Regions from separate parts of the Homo sapiens genome. Here region 2 is linked to region 1. The links are chromatin loops, found by intact Hi-C in ENCODE. Cell type or tissue: CD4-positive, alpha-beta T cell. All regions are shown on one strand. Each heading gives the region's core, and the rest is flanking DNA. Links, peaks and the distances in the headings are about the cores only.

Evidence for each region. Peaks named below come from ENCODE experiments on the same cell type or tissue, not always from the same donor. Only the 100,000 strongest peaks of a DNase experiment are listed, where the experiment ranks them.
Region 2: it touches region 1 in a loop (2.4-fold over the local background); 3 of 110 quality-filtered maps call a loop at or near these places.

The regions. Positions count from the first base shown.
Region 1 is chr14:59,459,930-59,468,059 of GRCh38, reverse strand. GPR135 (G protein-coupled receptor 135) reads left to right here and starts at 2,680. Exons shown (of 1, transcript NM_022571.6): 1 at 2,680-7,301. The coding sequence starts at 2,834. The coding sequence ends at 4,318. It also overlaps a transcript of L3HYPDH not described here. RefSeq lists a silencer at 2,610-3,149. In CD4-positive, alpha-beta T cell, for the core only: no CTCF peak of the experiment used is centred there; DNase peaks (open chromatin) are centred at 2,149, 2,649 and 3,079; H3K4me3 peaks cover 1,731 bases.
Region 2 is chr14:58,641,073-58,649,202 of GRCh38, reverse strand. DACT1 (dishevelled binding antagonist of beta catenin 1) reads right to left here. Exons shown (of 4, transcript NM_001079520.2): 3 at 7,456-7,611; 4 at 882-3,834. The coding sequence ends at 2,069. Among named protein-coding and RNA genes, the nearest start is that of DACT1, 7.2 kb to the right of the region's middle. In CD4-positive, alpha-beta T cell, for the core only: no CTCF peak of the experiment used is centred there; no DNase peak of the experiment used is centred there.

The DNA of each region.
Region 1 (8,130 bases), core at 2,142-4,641:
GAGCATTATGCCTAGCTGCCTACAATGTAGGAACTGGATGTGGGAAGACCGGTTAGGACAACAGTGACAACAGTAGTCCAAAGAGAGGATGAGAGCCAAGATTCAGGATGGAGGAGATGAATGGATGCAAAGATAGTCCGCAACTAAAATCCATAGGTCTTGGTTGATGAATTGGATGTGGACTGGTGGTAAGGAGGAGGGATTCATCAAGGAAAACTCTTAAGTTTTTGGCTTAAAAGCTAGAAGGATGGTTCTACCATATTCTGAGATACAGAGTATTGAAGACCAAGTTTTACCGGGGAAGTAGGAAGAAGATCATGCACCCATTTGATGTGCCACTGGCACATCAAGGAGAGAGATGCCAAGTAGCAGGACATGTAGGTTGGGGCCACAGACATAATTTGAGTAATGAATATATAGATTATCTTTGAAGTCCTGGATGTGAGTGAGATGGGGCCGAGGGGGGAGTCCAGAGGAGCTGAGAACAGGGCTTTGATGAACTCCAGCATGTAAAGGCAGGTGGAAGAGGATGAACTGGCAGAGGAGAGGACACTGAGAAAGATGAGGAAGGAAGGAAGCAGAAGAGTGCAGTCCTTCTGGTCCTTCTGAACCATGCACTTGCTCACGGCCCTCCCTTATGCTATTAGCCCCTCCTCCCCTGATGAAGTTCAGTCTCCAGAGCATGGCCTACAAGGCCCATCATAAGGTAGCCCCAATAAACTTTGATCATTTATTTCCTTCTTCACTCCCCATCTCCAATATCCTAGAATTCAGACACTGCTCACTTCAACACTAACCTCCAGACTTTGCACATTCATCAAATGTTCTTTCCCTTTCTTCTTTTTTTAAAAAGTCTAATGTCACCTCTTGTACAAAGTCTTTGTCAGGAAGACAAATAATTTCACTCACATATTTTTAAGACAATATTTAGCACACTGTAATATACTGTGTTGGCCGGTGGCTTAAGCTTATTTGGGCTGGGTTTCCTATCTTATATGTTGTTTCCTAAAACTAAGCACAATCTGAGAAGATTGTGTTTGCCAAATAAATTAATGTATGATAATTATATTTTTGCTTTGATTGACAAAATTAAGACAAAATCAGTCTAGATTAAGCTGGCATTGACTGCTCCCAAGAGGATATTTGGCAATATCTGAAGACAGTTTTAGTTGTCACAGCTGGGAGAGGTGCTACTGGCATCTCGTAGGTAGGAACTAGGGATGCTGCTGAACATCATACAATGTATAGATGGCCCCTGCAATAAAGAATTATCTGGCCCAAAAGTCCATGACGCTTAGGCTGACAAACCCAGTTTTGGTTTGCCACCTTAAACGTTCTTCTATTTATACTGTAAATTTCCTGTAGGATATTTTTTCTGAATGAAATAAGCACTCCAATACTAATACCATTGATTCTAAGATCTACAAATATACTAGTCATTCTTTAGAGCAGTGTTTCTCAAATTTGTGCATCAGAATCACTGGGAGGGCTTGTTAAAACATAGGTGCCTGGGCCCCACCACAGGAGTTTCAGTAGATCAGGGGTATCCTATGCACTGTAGGCCTGATAATTTGTATTTCTCAAGGTTTCCAGGGGATGTTGATGCTGCTGGTCCAATGTCCATACTCTGTGAACCACTGCTTTAGCGAAGAGCCCAGGGTTAGTTAACCTGAGGGTTTATCACACTTTTCCCCATTAGAGGCCATGCCCAGAAACTTGAGATGCAACTTCCCTGGGTAGCCCTGCCTTTCTTTTCCCCGTATCTCCCAGCCAGGTACCTGGAGCTGCATCTGTGGTGATTGCCAGGCTGGCAGCACCTTAGACTCAAAACATACCCCATTCCTGAGAACAGATGAAGGCTGCTAGCAGGGCAAGGCACCAATCCCTCTCCCCCCATTTATCAGCCAGTAGGGGCCTGAGGTCCAGGCCCTTGGAAATGAAGTAACATCTAAAGGAACTATCCTAGCTCCTCAGAGCACCTGTATCAGAATCACCTACGGGGTTTAGAGTCATGGGCCCATCCTTAGTAATTCTGTCAGCCTGGGAATCTGCATTTTATGAAACTCTTGACATCAGTGCTTCTGTAAGTGTGGTCCTGGGACCAGCATCATCATCACCACCCGCGAACCCGTTAGAGATACAAATTCTTGGGTACTTCCCCAGACATATTCGAAACGCTGGGGTTCAGACCTCGTCACTTGTATTTTAACACGCCCTCTATGTGAATTCTGTTAGCTCAAGTTTGAGAATTACTGGTTTAAATTAGTCTGCTTCTCAAGTTTAAGATGTCTGGATGTAGACTTCTGGATTTTTCTTTCACTTCACTTTCTAGATTCCTTTCCTACCTGTATATACCAAAAGCACCCACAGGAAGCAGAGTGCCCCCCCCACCACTCCCCAAAAGGCCTGCCTGTAGAACATTTGTACCCTACAAAAGAGAGCAAGAGTGAACTTTCGTTGAATCTGGTCATTTGTTTGCATGCCAGTCGGCACTTTATCTGGCCGGACATTGGTCCCTCAGGAGGTCGACCTGGCACTCTCGGAAACCCGAACACCCGGGCCGGTAACCTCCGGAGTGGCGGTGTCGCGGGTCGGCTTTGCAGCGGGTACTGGGCTGCCGTCCCGCCCCGCGCTCCTGCGTAAACACGCGGTTCCCTCGGCAACGCTGGAACCCACGTCAAAGGCTCCGCCAGGTCCCCAGCGACCGCCACCCCTCCGGCCGAGCCCAGCTCCCCGCGGCGGCCGCTAGCCCCCGGCCCCGAGCCACCACTCCGACCTAGCGGCCGCCGCCCCCGGTGCGGGATGAGGAGATCCGCGGCCGCCACTGGGCCCCATGGAGGAGCCGCAGCCGCCCCGCCCACCAGCGAGCATGGCCTTACTGGGCAGCCAGCACTCCGGCGCCCCCTCCGCGGCCGGCCCACCTGGCGGGACTTCCTCCGCGGCCACGGCGGCCGTGCTCTCCTTCAGCACCGTGGCGACCGCGGCGCTGGGGAACCTGAGCGACGCAAGCGGAGGCGGCACAGCTGCCGCTCCCGGTGGCGGCGGCCTTGGCGGGTCCGGGGCAGCGCGGGAGGCGGGGGCGGCGGTGAGGCGGCCGCTAGGCCCGGAGGCGGCGCCGCTGCTGTCGCACGGAGCTGCAGTGGCGGCCCAGGCGCTCGTCCTCCTGCTCATCTTCCTGCTGTCTAGCCTTGGCAACTGCGCGGTGATGGGGGTGATTGTGAAGCACCGGCAGCTCCGCACCGTCACCAACGCCTTCATCCTGTCGCTGTCCCTATCGGATCTGCTCACGGCGCTGCTCTGCCTGCCCGCCGCCTTCCTGGACCTCTTCACTCCGCCCGGGGGTTCGGCGCCTGCCGCCGCCGCGGGGCCCTGGCGCGGCTTCTGCGCCGCCAGCCGCTTCTTCAGCTCGTGCTTCGGCATCGTGTCCACGCTCAGCGTGGCGCTCATCTCGTTGGACCGTTACTGCGCTATCGTGCGGCCGCCGCGGGAGAAGATCGGCCGCCGCCGCGCGCTGCAGCTGCTGGCGGGCGCCTGGCTGACGGCCCTGGGCTTCTCCTTGCCCTGGGAGCTGCTCGGGGCGCCCCGGGAACTCGCGGCGGCGCAGAGCTTCCACGGCTGCCTCTACCGGACCTCCCCGGACCCCGCGCAGCTGGGCGCGGCCTTCAGCGTGGGGCTGGTGGTGGCCTGCTACCTGCTGCCCTTCCTGCTCATGTGCTTCTGCCACTACCACATCTGCAAGACGGTGCGCCTGTCGGACGTGCGCGTGCGGCCGGTGAACACCTACGCGCGCGTGCTGCGCTTCTTCAGCGAGGTGCGCACGGCCACCACCGTCCTCATCATGATCGTCTTCGTCATCTGCTGCTGGGGGCCCTACTGCTTCCTGGTGCTGCTGGCCGCCGCCCGGCAGGCCCAGACCATGCAGGCCCCCTCGCTCCTCAGCGTGGTGGCCGTCTGGCTGACCTGGGCCAATGGGGCCATCAACCCTGTCATCTACGCCATCCGCAATCCCAACATTTCGATGCTCCTAGGGCGCAACCGCGAGGAGGGCTACCGGACTAGGAATGTGGACGCTTTCCTGCCCAGCCAGGGCCCGGGTCTGCAAGCCAGAAGCCGCAGTCGCCTTCGAAACCGCTATGCCAACCGGCTGGGGGCCTGCAACAGGATGTCCTCTTCCAACCCGGCCAGCGGAGTGGCAGGGGACGTGGCCATGTGGGCCCGCAAAAATCCAGTTGTACTTTTCTGCCGAGAGGGACCACCAGAGCCGGTGACGGCAGTGACCAAACAGCCTAAATCCGAAGCTGGGGATACCAGCCTCTAAGACGGTTGGAATGGCCAGCTTATGAAGGCAAATTTCCACTCGCATTATTTAATGATGGAAGATTCTGGGGGAGAGTTGTGGATTTCATAAAGCCAAACATTTAAAGCTAGAGACGGGGGAGGCTTACCACTTTCCCCAAACAACATAAAAGACAATGTCCCTTCTTCAAAAGTGCCAAAAGGAATGTAAAATGCAAAAATTAAAACAATCTTAAACCACATAACCAAGCATTGTGAACTGTAAGTGCCAAAAATGACAAAAATAACATTCACTATAACTGAAAAGCTCATATTATAGGACCACACTGTGAAACAAACAAAACATTGAATGCAACCAGTATTGTTCAACTACACAGAATTTCAGGAATGAATGGAGACCTTCAGAGCTGCTTGAAAGCCCCTCTAAATCGCTACCATCCAACAAAACTTTAGCTTCTAGAGCTTGCACCTCTGACATGCTTTGGGTGCTTAGATTGCAAGTGGAAAAGTCTTATCCTTACACACATTGGTGCACCTCCTCACCCCACCCCCTAATAACCTTTGTGGAAAATTTTTAATTCATAACCCATTTAAAATCATTTTAGGATTTTGAAAAGCTGGTTATTATTAGATAAAATTCAACCATCTGAAGGACAAATAGAAGTATGAACATAAAGAAATGTGTCTTTTAAATGTTTTCCAAGATTATATGTAAAAATTAACATTCCTTCCACCCGCGTCATACCTCCAAAATGATCTTCCTTGGAAAACTTTGAAGTTTTATCCTTACTCTAACCTGTTACTTTTATTTCTGATAAATTTTGGAATGCTGCTCTCAGAATGCTTTCACATTTAAAAAAATATTTTCATTGTAGAAAATTTTTGTCTTTTGAGGTAAATTTGATTTTTGGATATAGCCAAAAATGTAATTTGAAGTCAAGTTGATTGAATAAGGTGAGTGATGCCACTTTATTTAAATTTTTATTATTTTTTAAAATGAGACCTCTATAAAACAACAAGGTTGGGTTTCCTACGTGGCTTTTAGCTAACTGAAAACGATTCCAAAGAGAAATTCTAAAACTATTTTGAGAAGCAGCCTCTTGGAATTAGCGTAGACTTTTCCAAATAGATCATACCCTCCTACATTTAGAAATTTGGTATATTTTGTATTTTTTAAAATAGCTGATGGTTGCTTTATAGCTATGACTTGTCGAAGATAATGTATTTATTAAAGGGAGAATAGGTGTGGGACTATATGTAACGGTATTAAAACACAGGCATAAAGTTGGAGAAGAACTTCAAGCAAACTGAAAATATCTTTAGAAATATGCAAATCAAAGATGCTTTTTAAATTTCTATCTTAGCAGAAAAGATGGTTTTACAATAATTCAAAAGCGTATGTGAACTTTCTAATGTTAAATACGACTATACACAGAATCATTTACTCAGAATTTTTTTAAATATTATTTTTCCCTTTCTTTTCCTCCATCCTGCCCCTTTTCTTCAGTATTTCATAGCCTTAATTGAACAAGTTATTTACAGTAGATATGAAAAGACATTAGCTGTCGTATGAAGATTTCAATGTGAAATAGCCAGCATTTTCTTCCTGTAAAGTATTTAAATATGTTTTTAAGTATTTCTTTGTTTGACAGGTGGGTACATGTCATTATTTTGTAATCAAAGGTGGAAATATATGAGTCATGTCAGAGCTAAAGATGTTTTAATTTTTTCTGCTTCTCAGGGTATCATCACAAATCAGAAGTTTGTAAATTGTATATATTTTGCTACACTCAATGTAGTACAAAGTAGATGAGATAATCCCTCCCCTCTAGCCCTTATTTTATAAAGCATATACAGACTTCATGCAGCTGGACTAACAAAAACAGGTGTCTGCGGTATTTGCCTGTTAAAGGCAAAAAATTGTGTATTTTTTGGCACCGAGTCACTTTTGGGATTTAGAGAGAAATGATAAAGTCTTCAATTATAAAAGACATCATAGAATAGAAGTACAGTTGTGAATAAAGGGCAGAGGGTTAGAGATCTTAGAGTAAGGAGGTGAGCGTGTTGCAAAATAGTGTGTTGCCTGAGAAGAAGAATTGAAGGAAGGCATTGAAAAATAAATGTGATATAGAATAAACCTACCTGGTGAGTGAAGGGAAAATCTGAGAGATTGGAAGTGACAAGGTGATGGCATGAAGGACTTTAAGGAAGAAAAGGAATTCCAGCCCTACCTTTTCGGTGGCAGGAAGTTTTAGGAAAGGCATGGCTTGTGAAAGAGGCCATTCTGTTAGTGGCTCCGAGAGTCATGGTAGGCAAGAATTGGAGGGGAAAAAGAGAAAATTGTTCATAAATTACTGAACAATTTACAATGCTCTAAATTGTTTGTTTTTAATCCAAGGCTATCCAACTATTTAGTGGTAGAACTAGGATTTGAACTGCAGTCTGTTTGGCCTCAGAACTCCATGTTTGTTTCTCTCTATCCCCACAGAAGTCTACAGGTAAGGAAATCAATCATGATCAATTATGGTACTGTCATCATTATCATCATCGTGATCATCATCTACCATTTTTGTTTCCTACTTTATATAAGGGCAACTTCCTGGGAGCTAAGGCTACTAAAAGGTAGAAGCCACAGTACTCATCTGCAGAGGGCTTACAGCCTCAGCAAGGACCTTGTGGCTTTGTAACAACAATCAGCCATAACAAGTTTACTTGTGGAAAAGAAAAGGTGTAGCACTTTCAGAAGAGGCTATCAAAGAAAAGAGATGAACTTGGAAGCAAGAGATACGCAGGTATAAGTCAGCCACCCATTTGACCCAGTGTAAATACTTAGACAATCAATACCTCAAAAGGTGAAGAAAGAATGATTCTCAAAATAATCTAAGACTTCGACCTTTCGTTGTGCTTACTATGAGTATGCAATTATAGTGACTTCATGGGAAAACGAGAAAGAAAAGCTATGAAATATTGGAATGGATTAAATATTGAGTACTATGTAAAGGCCAGAATGTAATCCTTCATGTTTTATTCTGCTCCCAGTTTGGGTATTTCATTTGGGTGGAAATAATAACAGCAACAAGTAATACTCTGTATAGTAGGTGCATTAGCTCATTTAATCCTCAGAGCAATCTTATTAAGGCATACTGTATTATCACTCTCCCCATTTTACAGATGAGAAAACCAAGGCACAGAGGTGTTATGTGATCACACAGCTAGTAAGTGCTAAACATGAGATTTGCACCTGGCAGATTGGTGCCAGAAGTCGTCTCTTAACTGCTATTCTGTACTGCCTCTGTCTTTTGAAAAAGACAATGAGAACCCTGGAAAAGTGACAAGGAAGATAAAGACAACTATCAAAGGAATGGGAAAACAGCATAACATTTAAAAGAAAAGATTTTTGTTTCTAATTTGGAAAACAACTATATATATGTGTTTCTAAAAAGCATATAAGGGTTTCTGAGCAGTTATTTTCTGGAATAATTCCACTCAAGATGACCCCAGTCATCCATCTTCCCCATTCCTGCTCCAGTGCATCTGAACAGCATTGGAGAAAAATTACAGAATCAGATTAGTACCCACTGCACTTAGACTCCATAGCCTTGCCTGGCCCTTCCACCCTGCTGGCAATCTGAGCATTTTCACTTGTCAACTCACTCCTTCTGCCCCTTTTTTGACCCTTCAAACTTTATCCATGCAAACATTTAACCAACCCTAACCTCTTGGAATATGACTTTTGGTGCTGCTTCTCCAAGAAAATAGAAGACATCAGATACACATTTCTTCATATTTTAGCCACCAAACCTAACTCAACTAGATTTGTACTAGTTCTCAGCT
Region 2 (8,130 bases), core at 2,830-5,329, 820 kb after region 1:
GTAATCCCAGCTACTCAGGAGGCTGAGGCAGGAGAATTGCTTGAACCTGGGAGGTGGAGGTTGCAGTGAGCCAAGATCAAGCCACTGCATTCCAGCCTCCCCGACAGAGTGAGACTCTGTCTCAATAAATAAATAAAAACCTAGCATCTTTTGTTTAATGTGGGGAGACTGTTCTAGACTAAAAAGAAACCTACAACCTACAATCAAATGCAATGCATGACATTGACTGAATCCTGCTTTGTAGGGGAGGTAGGAGGGCACAAAGCTGCTATTAAGAAGTTCTTGAAACACATTGGGAAATTTTCTATATTAATATTTGATATTATGAATTACTACTGATTTTCCTTAAGTGTGATCATGATATTGTGGGTATACAGGGGAATCTCCTTGTTCTTGGGTAATGCATGCTTTTTAAAGATAGAATATCATGATACCTGAAATTTACTTTAAAATATTTTATCAGTGTGGGGTAAGGAGAGGGGAGGATTGCTATTATATGTTTTTGACCTGAAAAATCAGTAATATAGTTAAACCTAATACATACATACAGTTACAGCAAGCATGGCAAAATGTTGGCAACTGTTGAATCTAGGTGGCATATAGTTGTTTATTATATTATCCTTTCAACTTTTCCATGTTTGAGATTTTTTGTAATAAAAAGTTGGGAGAAGGGATTCTTTTCAGAAATATTTTCCTTAGATGACACCTATAAAATTTACCTTAAATTTTAAAGTACCTTAACTAGAAGTTGTCTGCTTTCCTTCATTTGCTTGCTCATCGTCCATTCTAATACTAAAACCTATCTATATTGCAAATGATATTCTTATGCTAGAATAGGTCTAACATAAATCTCACAAATAACACCAATAACCAGCACAAGATTTACAGGTGTAAACATCTGGTTTTATACCCAAATAACAAACTTAACAGCAGTAAAACAAATGGTTTATTACTGCATATGTTATATTAAATTTACACAATGATATATAAAAACACATACTGTTTATATTATATAGTAATTTAACATCAACAGGAGTATCAACACAAGTACTACTCATGCACAAAACATGCATATATTGGTATACAAAAAGCAATTTTACACAATACTGTTTACCAAAAATTTTTTCTTAAAAAACAGCCCTTCCACATAGGATCAAAGGTCCAATCTGGACTGGATTGCACTAATATGTTCAGGTCAACGCTTCGGTGGCATAGCGCTCAGTGAGCAATTCTGGGATTGGAGTCATGCCCAAGGGTTACTTCATTAATAGTGAATGTCTCTGTGCCCAAGGACCAAAATTTTATCCCAAAACTAAATCCTCCAAGGAATGAAAGGTTGGACTGGCTACAAATTAGGGAGGGAAAAGAAGGCATCTAAATGTTGGATAAACGGCCCTAGAAGGGGTTATTAGGAACAGGGCCTAGGCACCAAGTGTGGCAAAAGTTTTTGTGAATCCTTTTAAGGTCCCTATCGAGGCTGCTATCTCTGGATTTAAGGTTTGGCCTCCAAGTCATGAGTCTAGTAACAGTTCTGAGAATAAAACCGAATGGGGATACATCTGAGAAATGTAGACTACATAAAAAAACTATAGAATACAATGACTGCCCCTCATACCTACTTCACACTATTGTATGTGGTGCCCCTCAACAGGAAAACCCTCATGGAGACACTGCCCTGAAGACTCAAGGAACAAATATAAATCCAAAAATTCCATCCACCTGACCTTGGGATCAAAAGATCTTATCCCAATAAAACTTGAACATCAAAACCTGTACCTTGCCGGATGCTCAGAAAGTTTAAAATAAAAAACAGCTGGTGCCACAAAACTCACTATCACCACCATTAAAACCTCAATATGTACTTCTAACTAGCAAAACATTCTTTACCTTCCATTAAAGGCACTAGCATCCATACGTGAAGATGAAACAATAATTTACCTTGGTTTTATATTTTTTTAAAAAGCATTCCATTAAAGTATTATACAAAAATGAAAACACCACCTTTTTAATTTTGGCAACTAGGGAGAAGAAAAAAAAACACACAAACTTTCTACACCAATGATGTCACTCAAACCGTCGTCATCAGTTTCAAAGAGCCAGACCGAAAGCGGAGGATCTTCTTCTTGAGGTTATGTGAGGCCTTAATTTTGACAAAGGTTTTTGCGGGGTGGTTGTGAAGGTCTGGGGCCGTTACCGTTTGAATGGGCAGAGTCTGGACAAACTGGGACCAAATTAAGCCCCCGCTTTCTTCAGAGTCGCTGGTGGTTGTGCTCTCCCCCACGAACTCGCCCTCGCTCACACTCGACTCGCTGTCCCCGAAGCAGTTGGTGGTGTAATTGCTCTGCTCGTCCTCACTGGTGTCCACCACGGTGGAGTGGAACAGGGACTCGCACTCGGCCGAGTACTCGGAGTCGCTAGCCACGTAGGCGTAGGGGCTGGCGTAGGGCAGAGGCACAGGCGCGGGGTACAGCCCCACATTCTCCCGGCGACCGCGCCGGGCCCTCCTCAGGGCCTCTTCGTAGGAAATCTCGGCCGAGGACTTCCACCGCCGGTAGTCAGTTCGCTTGTGCTTAGGTTTGGCCACCACCGCCTCCCGTCCGTGGCCATGCGCCCTGCTCCCCGCCCTGTGGCCCCCGCCCGCGGGCCTGCCGGGAACACCAGCCTCGGGCCCGCCCCCACTCTTCCTCCCCTTGGAGGAGGCTTTCTTGAGTTTCTTATTTGTATCCAAGTCATCTGGGAAGCGACACTTCTTGCTCCCGGCCCGCGTTTTCTCCCTGACGGTGGGCAAGCCGTTCTCCAGCCCCTGGAGGGCTGGGCCGCGGTGCTTCAGGCTGGAGTTCTTCACGACGCCCATGTTCCTGTGGCCCCGGTGGAGCCTGACACTGGGCTGCTGCCCCGGGATAAACTGGGCCTTGACCAGGTGCGCTTCCTCCAGGCTTTGGGAAGAGCCCTCGCTCTTGAAATCCAAGGCAGGCCTCTCTTCCACGGGGAAAGCTGTAGACAGCAGGGGAGGAGTGGCCGGGGGGACGCCCTGCAGGCTGTTTTTCTGTGACATCTTTTTCAGGGGCTGTACAACTTTGTTCTCCTGCGGCGGGGCAGGGCCTCTGCTAGGACTCTCTTTTGGAGAGGCCCCTGAGAGCTGAGCGCTTTCCTTAGGGGACTCCCCTGTCCCAATGGCGGAACACCGAGCATGTTCTTGCGAGGCTGGCTTGGCCGTTTTTGGCAGGTGCTTACTCTGAAGGTCGGAGGCAGCGCCTGAGGGGCAGCCCTCTGGCAGGGGCACCCTCTTGCTTTCGGCTTGTTCGGCCTTTGATTCTTTCGACCACTGCTTCGGTGGGGAGAATGTCCCATTGTTCAGAGAAGGTATCCCGCCAGAGGGCAGACACGCCTGTTTCGAATTCTTAAGGTTCACACTGTTGCCCTGTGAGACACCGCCCGGGGCTCTGACACAAACGCTCCCGTTCCTCAGAAGCCCTTTCGTGGGGTCAGCGTTCACGCTGGTTCTTGGTTTGTTGGTCCTTACAGGGTGTGTTTTTTTCTGGACCAGGCTCAGAATGTAGCCATCCATTTTCTTGCTGGATGAAGGATGGGAAGCAGACCACAGACTGCTTGGGGACGGTAAGGAACTGTCTGTTTTGACGGCATCTAGCTCAGATCCACCGCAAATGTCACTGGCATGGTTTCCAAGCCTGTCCTCTTCCCTCAGAGGGTTGCCCGTCAGACAAAGGAGAAACATTGGGCTCTGCACAGCCACAGCATGAAGTGGACTGGGATAGCGATATACATCATTCCCGTTTTTAGACACCAGATCACACTGGTACTTGGGATTCACATCTGCAATGACATCAAGGGAATTAAATTGTGGTGTGGAGAGGGAACGGCAAACTGCCCCTGAGGCCTGGTCTTCACAGTGGCCTTCTTTATATTCCAACAATCCTATGAGATCTGAAAAACAGTTAAAGGTACACTCTGAAGAAATGAATTGGTCAGCACCAGCTTGACTCTTTGGCCAATTTTTATGAAAAATCCATGGGTAAAAAGAGATTGCCAAGGATTAAAAAGTGCTGCCCTACCATTTCACATGTAGGTACTGCTACTGGATGAGGGGGAAATATTTAACAAAAATTTTTGACAGCATATGATATATCCTCTGAAGGAAAAAAATTCAGCCATTAAGAGTGTTTTCAAACTACTGCATAATAGAGGGAAAACACTTTAAAGTTTAGTGAAAATCATGATATAATACTAGAATATGATTATAATCTTATTAGGATCACATGTATGCAAAGAAAAAACATCTGAGATGAAGCACACCAAGATTCTAGTAGTAGTATTTCAGAATGATCAGAAGTAAGTGATATTTACTTTCTTCTTTATTTTCTGTTAAACTGTCTGTACTGCGTTTACAACTGGGAAACATTTTTTGAATCACTGTTTCTCTAGGCTGCTCTCCCCTCTGTTCTATTCCTGGCTTTCTTTAGGATAAACTGTACGTTCAGTAGGCTTTCTCCTCATTTTGTGTTTTTTTAAACCTAATTCTTAATGACATCCATTCAAATATAACTGTCAATTGAAAGGTGATGGAAACTGATCAAACTTCAGTAAAAACTGATCAGATTTAAATAATAATCGCCTTATGTTTTCAATAGTGATGCTAAAAAAATAAAACAGGGGCCAGGTATGATGGCTCACGCCTGCAATCCTAACACCAAAAGGCTGAGGCCAGAGGATCGCTTAGGCCCAGGAGTTCGAGACCAGCCTGGGCAACAGTGAGACTCCATCTCTCTACAACAAAATTTTTAATTTAAAAAAACTTTTTTAATATGATAAAGAATTCTTGATAAGATTTTAAAAGATTGAGTGGTAGTATTAATGGATAAATTTCCCACTTGTCAAAAATGTTTTTTTAATAGGATAAAGAATTCTTGGTAATATTTTAAAAGATCATGTGGTAATATTAATGGATAAATTTCCCATATCTTGAAAATGTAGATGCCAAAGTACAGCAAAATCAAGCTTGCTGTCTTAAAGGATTTTGATCTCTTAAGTTGGTGAATATTATAAATAACAAATCCATTTAATGACCTTCAGTTATCAGAGAAAATTAAAGTTGAGTTTATCAGTAATAATTTGTCCTCCATTGTATTTATTCATTCAAATACTGAGAACCTATATGTGCCTGATTCTATGTTGAGAAAGCTCCATAAACTTCAATGATAATTAGCGGTCTCAGGGAAAAAATAGTCTAGACCCAGAGATGATATGTAAAGAAAACATAATAAAACAAAAGTGCCATGTCCCCACCCACATGACCCCCCCCAATAAAGAGCTTGTTCTAAAAGGAAACCTCTCTAGCTAACATCCTTCCCCATCCTTCCTCTCCCAGCAACGTAAGCCCTATCTTTGCCTTACTTAAAGCCACACTGACAAACACTTCACTATTCATCCCTTTTCCCTCTTTAGAGTTGAACAAAACAGATATCCTAGCCCCCAAGGCCTGGTGCAACTGTCTCAATTATGTGAGGAAGTGGCATTTGGAAGAGCACGGGTCTGTCTTGAAGGAAAACCTAAACCAAAGTGCCTTTAATGGGTTTATAAAGTTTCCCTCTGAAACCAGATCTGTGGAATGAAGGGGAGCAATTACCAATGAACTTGAGGCCCAGACCCTCTAGATAACACAGTTCTGTGCTTCCTCAAATGATTGCTGCTGACAACACACAGATATGAAGACACCAGCCAATTAGCTCCCTCAGCTGCTCAGTGTTGTTTGCCTTGCCTGGACTCAAAAATTCAGGCTTATACCCAAGTGGAGAACACAGACAAACCAGGAGTGTGATGACTTGTGCCCAGGACCCAGAGCAATTCTAATCTTCATATTTTCTCTACTCTTATAAGAATTCACAATGTAACAGGACTAAGGAAGGAGTCTTGAGTTCCAGCAGCAACCCTGCCATTCAGCAGATGGAGAACCTCTGACAATTAGCTTATAAGCCAAAATTCCTCTTCTGTTAGATGAGAAGGTTGAAAACAACAATTTCTGAATTCCCTTGGGATGATGAAAAACGTGGACCTGGCAGTTAGGCCTGAGCTTAACTTCTGCCTCTGCCACTCACCATCTATAGAGCCTTAAATAACATATGTAACCTTACTAGGACTCATTTTTTTAATACATAAAATGGAGCTAACAAGACCTGTACTGTGCACGACTATTGGGAGGATTCATTGGAGATAAATACATACAGAGCATCCAGTAGTGTGTGACACATACTGGAAATGCAGAAACTCTTCTAGTACAATAGCATGATTCCTTCTGGGGGTCATTGCAAAGATATCCCAAAATAAGGAATAATGGCATGTGGGCACCCACTTAAAAGAAAAAACAAGCTGCCATCATGCAGAACATTCTGGAGAACATGAAAGGGCCATTGCTCCCTGAAGTGCCAACCAGTTCTTGGCCAGGCTGATGGACATATTTAACTTAATGTGAGTGTTAGACTGATTGATTGATTGAGATGGAGCCTCACTCTGTTGCCCAGGCTGGAGTGCAGTGGCACAATCTCGGCTCACTGCAACCTCCGCCTCTGGGGTTCAAGTGATTCTATTGCCTCAGCCTCTCAAGTAGCTGGGATTACAGGCACATGCTGCCACACCCGGCCGATTTTTGTGTTTTTAGTAGAGACAGGGTTTCATCATGTTGCCCAGGCTGGTCTTTTGTTTTTTGTTTTTTTTTTCTCTCTGCCGCCCAGGCTGGAGTACAGTGGTCCAATCTCGGCTCACTATGACCTCTACCTCCTGGGTTCAAGCAATTCTCCCTCAGCCTCCCGAGTAGCTGGGACTATAGGCATGTGCCACCATGCCCGGCTAATTTTTGTATTTTTAGTAGAGATGGGGTTTCACCATGTTGGCCAGGCTGGTCTTGAACTCCTGACCTCAAGTGATCCACCCACCTTGGCCTCCCAAAGTGCTAGGATTATAGTCATGAGCCACTGCACCGGGCCAACCCAGGCTGGTCTTGAACTCCTGACCTCAGGTGATCCAGCTGCCTAAGCCTCCCAAAGTGCTGGGATTACAGGTGTGAGCCACTGCACCTGGCTGAGTTTTAGCTTTACATAATTAAAAGAAGAAAACAGTTCCAAAATGAAAGAAAATACAGACAACCTAACAGCAAAGGCTCAGAAACAGAGCTCAAGACCTACAATATTGGGACAGGATTTCTAGAGATAAAGTGTCTTGCTGCTATCAAAATATATAACCAAGTAGCACCCAAAGGGTACTGGAATAGTTCTAGATACTCACCTAGATGAAACTGAGTTCTAGATGTAAGTATGGCACTAAATGCCGCAAAGTGATGAACCTTCATTTTTCCACCAGTGAAAGGTGCTGGAGCCAAATAACCTTTTAAGGGCCCTTGATGCCTTCCAATTAAAAATTTCTATCAGTGCTAAAAATTCTTACCTGCAGATTTGGGGCAACCATCTGAGAGACTCAAGGTCGCCTCCAAGGGGCTGCAAAAGCAGGTGCTGGAATGACAACTGGATAAACACTCACTGAACACCGAGTTAGAGGAATTGGAAAGGGATCCTGAAGCCCCATCACTCAGCTCATAAAACCCTACAAATAAAAACACCGTTGGAATTAACATCATGTCAAGAAATAATGCATATTCACGCTTAACAGGAAAATGAATAATCATTTAGGAAAAGGAGATTTTTTGTTTGTTTTTTGGCCAATTTTGATTCATTGGACTTTGGTGTCCTAATCTTATGGTCTTATTTCAAACAATCCTTAGGAAAAGGCAAAGAGCCCATAACTAGGGGTACATTTCAGAGTTACCCTCACCCTCAAATTGACCTTATTCCTTGACCCCGCCTTTGAACATGTCCAAGGAAAGAAACTTAGATCTGTCAAGCCTCATCTTTATCATGATTGTTTCAGAACAATAATAAGAGAAAAATCTAAGGAGCCCAAATGGTTTAAAAGAAAAAAAAAAAAAACTTTTGAAGTGGTCTCAGGAAGTTGAAGTGTGACTAATTTTCTAGCCCAGTTCTGACTTACTCAAGTTTCAAAGGAGGGCACCTCTTGCAGAAATTTGAATAGCTTTTATTTTTAAACTTGGGGGACTCCAATCAC